2 separate regions of the Mus musculus genome follow, and region 2 is linked to region 1. The links are chromatin loops, found by intact Hi-C in ENCODE. Cell type or tissue: left cerebral cortex. All regions are shown on one strand. Links, peaks and the distances in the headings refer to the core of each region. The heading gives the core; the rest is flanking DNA.

What was found. Peaks named below come from ENCODE experiments on the same cell type or tissue, not always from the same donor. Only the 100,000 strongest peaks of a DNase experiment are listed, where the experiment ranks them.
Region 2: a loop joins it to region 1, with 3 times the contacts of the local background. A loop is called at or near these places in 6 of 42 quality-filtered maps.

What each region holds. Positions count from the first base shown.
Region 1 is chr1:143,914,206-143,918,602 of GRCm38, reverse strand. No RefSeq gene overlaps it. Among named protein-coding and RNA genes, the nearest start is that of Gm41964, 22 kb to the left of the region's middle. In left cerebral cortex, for the core only: no CTCF peak of the experiment used is centred there; DNase peaks (open chromatin) are centred at 806, 1,591 and 1,805; H3K27ac peaks cover 1,902 bases.
Region 2 is chr1:143,828,461-143,832,857 of GRCm38, reverse strand. No RefSeq gene overlaps it. Among named protein-coding and RNA genes, the nearest start is that of Uchl5, 53 kb to the right of the region's middle. In left cerebral cortex, for the core only: no CTCF peak of the experiment used is centred there; DNase peaks (open chromatin) are centred at 1,560 and 1,985; H3K27ac peaks cover 1,358 bases.

The DNA of each region.
Region 1 (4,397 bases), core at 107-4,106:
GAAATGAGCCCTCTTTCCTAATATACTTAGTTCCTCAAATGAAACACAACTAGCATGTATAATGACCTCGAGTAAAGGGCACCAGTAGTTGACAAAGCAGACTGGATAAACTACCACAATACAAGCACAGTACGTAGAATCTTCAAAGATGATGGCGCCCTGCTTTCTACATCTGGCCTTTCTGAGACCTTCTACCAAAAGTACCATAAAGAAGTTAGGTTATAATTCGAGATCTGCCAAGTCTCAAAGGGTGCTTCAGTGTTCTGAACAACACCACTATGGGGCTGAGACTGGTGCATCCTCATTGCCAGCCTACACAGCTTCTCTCCATACCCAAGCATACAAAGCACTGCGTGAGAGAAATGTCCGTAAGCAACGTGCTTTGTCACCCAGTTTGGAAGATGAGGGTAACATAATGCAGGTGAGTCAGAAAAAAAACTGGGTTCAGATTCTGAAGTTACCCTATTTCTCAAACTGGGCAACCTTAAACAAGCTATTTAAAATTGCCCAACATTTCACCTGCTCATCTGTAGTTCAATCTCATGAAGTTCAGTATAAATCACCCCAGTCAATATTTATGAAATTGTATTTAGACTGAGCTGGGGAGAACAAAAGATACAGAACTAATAACAGCCAGCTGGTCTTGGCAGAGTGGAGGGAGTCACAGAACTCATGCAAGCAGGCTTCAGACTGCCTAGAACATATGCCCAAGCCTCAAAAGGCAAGCTGTTTGCGTTGTGAGATTCTCCAGAGCCCAGGATAGTTTGGCTACAAACACCCAGTGTGCCACGAGACACGAGAAGGGAGAAGTCACGTGGCCCTTTCTCCACCCCCAGGAGAGAAGATTGTTCTTCAGCTGCAGATGTCCCCAAACAGCTCAGGGAACTAAACAAGAGAGCTCAGGGGGAAAAACGTGCCAGGAGCTTTTGCCAAATTTGGAAGAGCTCAGACCTGGATCCTGCCTCTAGAAACCACAGCACACCTCCCTTTTGGGTAAAAGAAAGGAAGACAGGCAGGCAGAAAAGGGAGGGAGGGAGGGGAGAGAGAGAAAAAGAGAGACAGACAGACAGACAGACAGGACACTTGAGGCCCTTATAGATATACAAGACCATCTCCCAGAGAAACTGGAATGCGTCATACCGTCTTTTTCTCTAACTGGGAGAAGCTAGGAAAGGTTGAAAAAGTCAAATGCCCCTCTGTGGATCTCCCCCATTTCCTGGCCACTGACACTTGATAGTAATTGCAACATCAGCACAACCAAACACCGAGCAACAGACCCAAAAAGACCAAAAACGTATTCTTGGGTTGTAAAGAAAAGACACAGTGATCCATGGATCTTCAAAGGCAATCCACAGAAACGCAGTATGCTTGTGGTGCTAAAATTTAATGGAGGGGGGAGGAAGTTGGCAACAGTTGAGGAAAAATGATCTCTACCAAGGCTAAAGGATATGGTACTGACATTTTTTTCCAACAAGAAAAACTATCTGCCTGTCCAGCCTGGTGAAGGAACATGTAAATAAAAGGGGAGCTAGTTCCTCTTCCTAACAAGACAGTAAAAGAGAGTCATCACCCAGTATACTGTGGAAGAATATCTCCTGTCTAGTATTCCTCACGTCAAGCTCCCCAAGCTAGGGAAGGTTTCAACAGTTGACGGCTAAGGTAGCAGAGCCTATTAGAGACAAGCAGAGATGCCCATTGCACATTTGCTGAACAGGTGAGGAAAGACATGAAAAGACAGAGATGAAGCCAGGCCTCACTAAAATTGTGCTGTGGAGACGGTCACACTACAGGCTGCTGCAGGGAGCAGGCCACAGCTCGGTCTCGCCAGTCCGGAAACTAACCCAGACCCAGGCAGACTGAGAATGCTCTCAGAGGAAGTGCTGTTTATCATCGTATGATCTAAAAGAGGAGAAGTTAGACAGCCAAAAAAGCAGAAGTCAAGTTCCGTGTGAACTATACGAATTGCAGAGGGAAAGGACTGCAAACTCGTCTGCAGAGATGTGTTAACTAGCTAAAAGAAAGACTACAGTAAAACTTGTAAATCACTGTAAAATGTTAAGTTCTCTTTTGAAACACTCAGAGATTAGAATAATTTTGGATACAGTCAAATAGCAGTTCAGTTCTCAACTGACTGTCACTCCCTAATGGACCCTGAGACTGAAACTCAATACCCTTTATATGTATATATTCTGTTACTCATCTCAAGAAACATTAGAAGACAAACAGTTATAACTACAGCTGTGCACCTGACAGAGCTACAGTTTCCAACAAAAAGAAAGTAATGCTCCTGAGAGGCTCTGCCAGTGCCTGACAAATACAGAGTTGGATGCTGACAGCCAACCATTGGACTGAGCACAGGGTTCCCAATGAAGGAGTTAGAGAACGTACCCAAGGAGCTGAAGGGGTTTGCAACCCTCCCAGAGGAACTAAAATATGAACTAACCAGTATCCCCAGAGCTCCTTGGGACTAAACCACCAACCAAAGGGACTCATGGCTCTAGCTGCATATGTAGCAGAGGATGGCCTAGTTGATCATCAATGGGAAGAGAGGCCCTTGGTCCTGTGAAGGTTCTATGCCCCAGTAAAGGGGAATGCCAGGGCCAGGAAGAGGGAGTGGGTGGGGCGGGTTGGTGAGCAGGGGAAGGGGGAGGTGTTAGGAGATTTTCCGAGGAAAGGGGATAACATTTGAAATGTAAATAAACAAATCTAATAAAAACTCATAAAAAAGAAAGAAAGTAATGGATTTGTGTTTGGAAAAAAACACTGAAAGATTTTTTATAATGTTCTATACAGCATTCCTTTGACTTGACAAATCAATCGAGTTGTTTATGGGTTTTTAGACTTTTGTTAAATTAAATCTTGTTGTTTTTAACATTTATCCTCTTTTCACACAAAAGAGAAAAAACATAGTTCCTACATGATATCCAGAAGAGTATACAGTCTCAGGAGATTATAATCTTAATGAGAAAAATACCCAACATGTGACCATGTCTTAATAAACCAGTGAACACTTTCACTTGAAACTGAAAAGTTACTTTGCTACATATAAACCCACTCTGTGTACTAGGATTTAATATAAAAAGTAAAATGGACAGGATTTTATGCCTTATCTTGCCACAGTAAAACATAAAGTATGTTCTTCTGTAATCAGAGAAACCCACTGAACTATAAATAAAGGTTTGGTTTGAGGTACTATAGGTAAATTCACAAATCTCACCTGGAGAAGCAATTACATTATGTGAAAGTAGTTACCCTTTCTTTTTTAGCTAATCATATTGTCCAAAGAGAATCACATTAACTGAAATACTAAGTCAATCTCTATAAAGAAATGAGATTTTCAAAGCACATCTGGTAAATGGATTACTTCTTTTTTTTTTTATTTCAATCACTGAGTACAAAGAATTGCCACTTATTTCAAAAGAATAGAACTATTCATCCAGTGGGAAGAAATTCAATAAGTATTAAGTGATGCGCAAAATACAAGGTTAAGACAAAGCTAAGCAAATTTTCTTTCCATGAGTAATAAAATAAAAGTAAAAGAAAGGACATTGGGTTAAGAGATCTTGCTGGCAGAGATTTAATTGGCTGATCTGACATTTCTTTAAAGATTGCTTTTGAAGTCTTTACAAAACAAACAAACAAAACAATTCAAAAAAACCTCTATGCTAGGAAGTGAGCTAAAAAAGCTTATTGGTGTTACTTTGGTGATGGTGTAGTGACCTCATAGTATTGAAAGTAAGACCACCCAAAGGTCAACACAGTGTACATGCTTTAAAAGCAAAGTTGAAATAAAAATCAGGATGATAAAATGAAAGGAAAATTAGAATCTTGCTGAAAAGAAGCCATGCAACCACCATTAAGTCAGATAAAATTAGATGCTGTTAAGCTTTGCTGCAATGAGATAAAAAGTCAATGTTGATGACAAATGGCAAACTGTAATACCCAAAGTGAAATGAGAACAGGAGATATCATACGTTCTTCTGTGTATCTCTGCACAGTTTCCAGGCATGCTTAGTTTGAGCAGAACTATGTAATCACTAAGCTTCTCCCTCTCTGCTTGGCAAAAATGATGGACACTCATCTCTAATATGAAGCAGATTTGCCTTGCTGCAACTGTATGTCAGTTTATATGCCAATTGAGAAGGGAAATGCTGAGTGAAAATAAGCCAGCTATTAATTTGCAAAACAAAGAATATAGTTACAAAGACTTGAAGGCCAACAAAGTAATTTCCTAACCGAGTATAAAAAAGAAGACCCAAGCTGGGCATTGTGGTCACAGGCCTGTAATCCCAAGAGTATTCAGGAGGCTAAGTCAGGGTGATTGCCACAAGTTCAAAACCAGGCTGGATTCCATAATGAGTTCAGGACACTCTGGGCTACAAAATGGAACCTTGTCT
Region 2 (4,397 bases), core at 285-4,284, 86 kb after region 1:
GGTATTCCTCGAGCTGCCAGAGAGATTGGTTCTACTGGAAATGATTCTGCTTACTTAATAATGCCTTTAGATTCCAGGCCATCCTTGGAGTTAGTTATAGAAGGGAAACAATTTAAGGGAATTTTAGATACAGGAGCAGACAAAAGTATTATTTCTTCTCACTGGTGGCCAAAAACCTGGCCCGTAACTCAGTCATCACACTCTTTACAAGGGCTAGGCTATCAGTCCTGCTCCACTATTAGCTCCCGTTCTTTGAGCTGGCAAATGGATGTCACCCATATTTCCTCCTTTGGGAAAAATCAATATTTACATGTTTGCTAATCTGTCTAGGCAGATTTCTTTGTATCTTGCAGGAAATTGGTCTGAAAGATTCGATGAGACCCTTGAGGCCCTGAGAGCAGCTGTTCTCAGGATCAACTCGACCTTACCCTATGACAGGAAAGGCTGTGACATTGGAGGAATGACCTAAGACAGGAGCCACAGCAGATGGACATGACTGCAGAGGCCTAGACCAGCCTCAAATTTTAATAAAATAAAAAGGGGAGATGTGGAGAGCTGTGCCGCGAGCAATCGAGTGCGTGCCATGAACAATCGCCATTATAAGATGGTGCTGGCTTCCACTGCGCCTAACTAGTAAACAAGCCTTATGCACAAGTGCAAGAGTGAACTCACGCCTAGTCACTGCCCATCTCGCCGCGTAGTAATGGGGTGATGGGCGAGCAACGAATCAGGAGCTGTCATGCCACATCAGGTGCTGAAACGTCACTCTGAGGTCTATATAAGCAGCGCCATTTTCCCGGTTTGGGGTCTTCCCTCCTGATAAGTAAGCAATAAAAGCTTTGCCGCAGAAGATTCTGGTTGTCCTGAGTGTGTTCTTGCCGGCGGGGACAAAAGCTCGGGATAGGATGGATGTTGGAATGAGATAGAAAATGTGATTGAAAACTGTAAGAACATCAAACTGGAGAAGTCAGAGTTCAGTAGGAAAGACCAGTAACAGAATAAAGAACATTTGGGTTCAATACAGTTTCTCAGAAACTGTAAGTGAACATAAATAAATAAAATCTGAGACCCTGACTTGAGCCTTAGGCTACCAATGTGTGATGATCCATGAAGTAATGAAGGGAAGGATCTGATTCCTTCTCATTCCTAATTCCATATCCACAGCCAAGCCAGTTACAGAAATCCAAAGAATCTATTCAATTCTAACAATGAAAACAAATTTCCTACACATTCAAAACCCATCCTGTTTAGCCTCATTTTATTTCGGGAATTTGATTATTCAGGTCTATAATATACTGTCAAATACAAGTTTCTCTACACTGTTATCTTCCCAAACCTTCATGTTTTCAAGACTAATTCTCAGCAGAAAAAAAAAGAGCTTTGGTTCCTTAGTAGTAAGGTTCCTAAAGAGCCCAGAAGATTGTGTCATGGTTTTTATTTCTACCTAACACCCACTTATCCTAGACAATGTGTCAAAGATGGCTGTTTTTCATCTTGCTGTTAAGCACTCTGAGTTGAGTGTATCATCTACAGTCAAACAAAGAGGCCTGGGTGATTTCCTATGCTTGGTCATGGGGGATTTTGTTTAGAGCTAAGATATTAACAACCATCATGCAGATCAGCTTCACGTTATTATTTCTTTTCCAGGTCTCCACTGGAGGTGAACAGTGGAAACAGTTCACATCGCTGTGACTGCAAAGAAAACTAAAGTTGCTTTCTCTACATCGTCACGTTAGAACGTTGATTGTAGAGCTGGTGAAATAATTAAGCATACACAGATGCACGGAGACAGGACAAAAGTACCTCAATCTATTTTGAGCCAGGGTCAACTCTCAACCATTTTTGGTGGTGTGAGCAGTTCATACACATGAGGTCTCAGCTCAATATAAACAGAAACAGTAGCTCCGACTTGTTTCTATGGTTTCAAATCACTGCCAATAGCATCTGTGCTGTGGCTTACATTAACACCTCCTGCTAGCACTCTGGTTGCAACACCCTCCTCCATTCTTTAAGAGCCGCTATCCTGCCCTTCTGAGTTTCTGAGCACTGTCTTTCTTATGTAACCACTGCTTTGAGAAGGTGGCTCCAATTACTGCTTGTCATGCCTATAATCAGTGCACAGCAAAAATATTGGCACAGAGTTGATAAACTAAGTGTTATATAAGAGAAATGTAAATTTTCCCTTTCAAGAACCAAGCATTAAGCTGAATCTTGACTGAGTACCACAGGTATTTAGTGAGTTCTCAGTGAGCCAGTTCCAATCTTTTGTTAATATGATATTCTGCTACATAACCATTCACTTTAATCTGATAAAGATTTAATGGGATACCCTAGATGTTAAGCTGTATTGAATGAGCCAAAACAAAGATTAGATGAATTGATTCTGAATAAATACAGAATAAAAAAAGCTTCTGTATTCTGAATCCAGTCTTCATTCCACAATAGGCTTATAACAGACATTACATGAACTAAGAATTACATTGGCTCCTTTGGTTCTTGGGACTTTACACTTGCCCTGAATAAGATCACCAGTTTCCCTAGCCTATGGGTGACATAACATGGGAGATGTCTTGGCCTCTTAAGAACTGACTTTTGGGGACCAACGTGATGGCTCAGGAGGAAAAAGCACTTGTTGTTCTTGAGGAATATCCTTCAATTCTCAGCACCCACACAATGGCTCACAACCATGCAGTTCCAGGGGCTCAAACATCTTCTGAGCTCCTTAGGCACAGGCACACACATACACACACACACACACACACACACAAACACACACACATATATGCACAAATAAAACACAAACATACATATATACAATATGAAATAAATTTAAAATAAAAATTTAAAAAACACAACTGATTTTTATCCTGTAGCACTATGGGCAAAACCCAGGAATGAGTGTTGAGCCAATCTGAGTACATGACACTTTGAGTCTGGATTGTCTATGTAATGCCTATGATGGCTAGTAAGCGATCATCTTATATAACCCAGACTTTATGAAATAAACCTGAGTTCAAGAGTTTGAAAGATGCATCTCTAGACAGCAATCAACCCATTGTGGTTGAATAAATTAATCATAAAAAGTGAGTCCACTAAAAGCCAGGATAAAACCCTAGAGAACATGTACACAGAAAAGGGGGGAGACCATGAAAGGTACCAAAAATAAAAAATGGAAAAGTAATAAAAGTGATGCCAACAAAAGAGAAAATAAGCATGAATAGGCATGTATCAGTGTTGTACTGCATATAGAAAGATAAGTGTTGTGTATTGCTGGAACTTAAATGGTAAGAGTAGACTGTGCTGTTGAGGGAGACAGAACACAACATGTAAAGTGTCATCATGCCATACTGTTGAATGCTGAGCTTCTTTTTAATAATGATAACCCATTAGTTTTAAAGTAAGAAAGGAAATATACAGTAAAAATACTGTCTTACTTTGAATGTTGCAATCCTTATGCTAGCATCAGCCCTCTCCCTCTCCCCCTCCCCTGCCCCCTCTTCCCTCTACTCCCTCCCCCTTCCTCTTCCTCTGCCTTTTCCTATCCCTTTCTCTCCCTGCCTCTTTCTCTGGCTTTGATGGAGTTTTTCACTGTCTTTGAATCTTCACTTCAATACAGCATAAAGGACTGGCCTAGCTGACTTCTAGAAGTCCTTTGGATCCTGTACAGCTATGTTTTCCTCAGACTGTATGTTTAGGTATCTCACACCAACCCTTATTTCTATTCCTTGAATACTAAACTAGTAAAATATGTAAAAGAAATAAAAAAGATTAACGACAGATAGTTGAAAAGATCAAAGTCAGTGAATTTGGACATCATCCAGTTAATACCTTTATTTTACAAGTGAGGAATCCAAGACCTAAACAGTTCAGGCAATTGTCCGCTCCCATGCTGACAGCAAGCAGGAATCAACATTTGCACATAGTAGTTTTACTTTATTGCTCTTACAACTGGAAATTTCAATCTCTGTTCCAAAGGAGCTTACCTCATAGGAAGACTGAGTAAAAGAGTCATTAAATAACTTAAGAATAAATTTAAGGAAATATATAGTTAACACAAAAGATATAGGTCTCCCTCAAACTGGTTAATTGGCATCTAATAGTTACTCTGATGATAGCAATTTCTAAAGCTTCAGAATTCAATTGAAGAGTGAGGGAAAATCCAAGTAAGCCTTATGTTTACAGATCACATACACACAAATTCAGATTCAGTTTGTTTCTAAGTTATATCATCCAAGAACTTCCTATCAGTAAGAGAACAAAACCAAATTAAAAGTGTAGATATCATCTTCACAAGACAGGAGAAACTGGAACCAGGCCTGTGATGTCAAATTTAAGGACTTTGAGATTTAAGGACTGAAAGTTTTTTCCATGTTGACTGATATTGATCAAGTAAACAT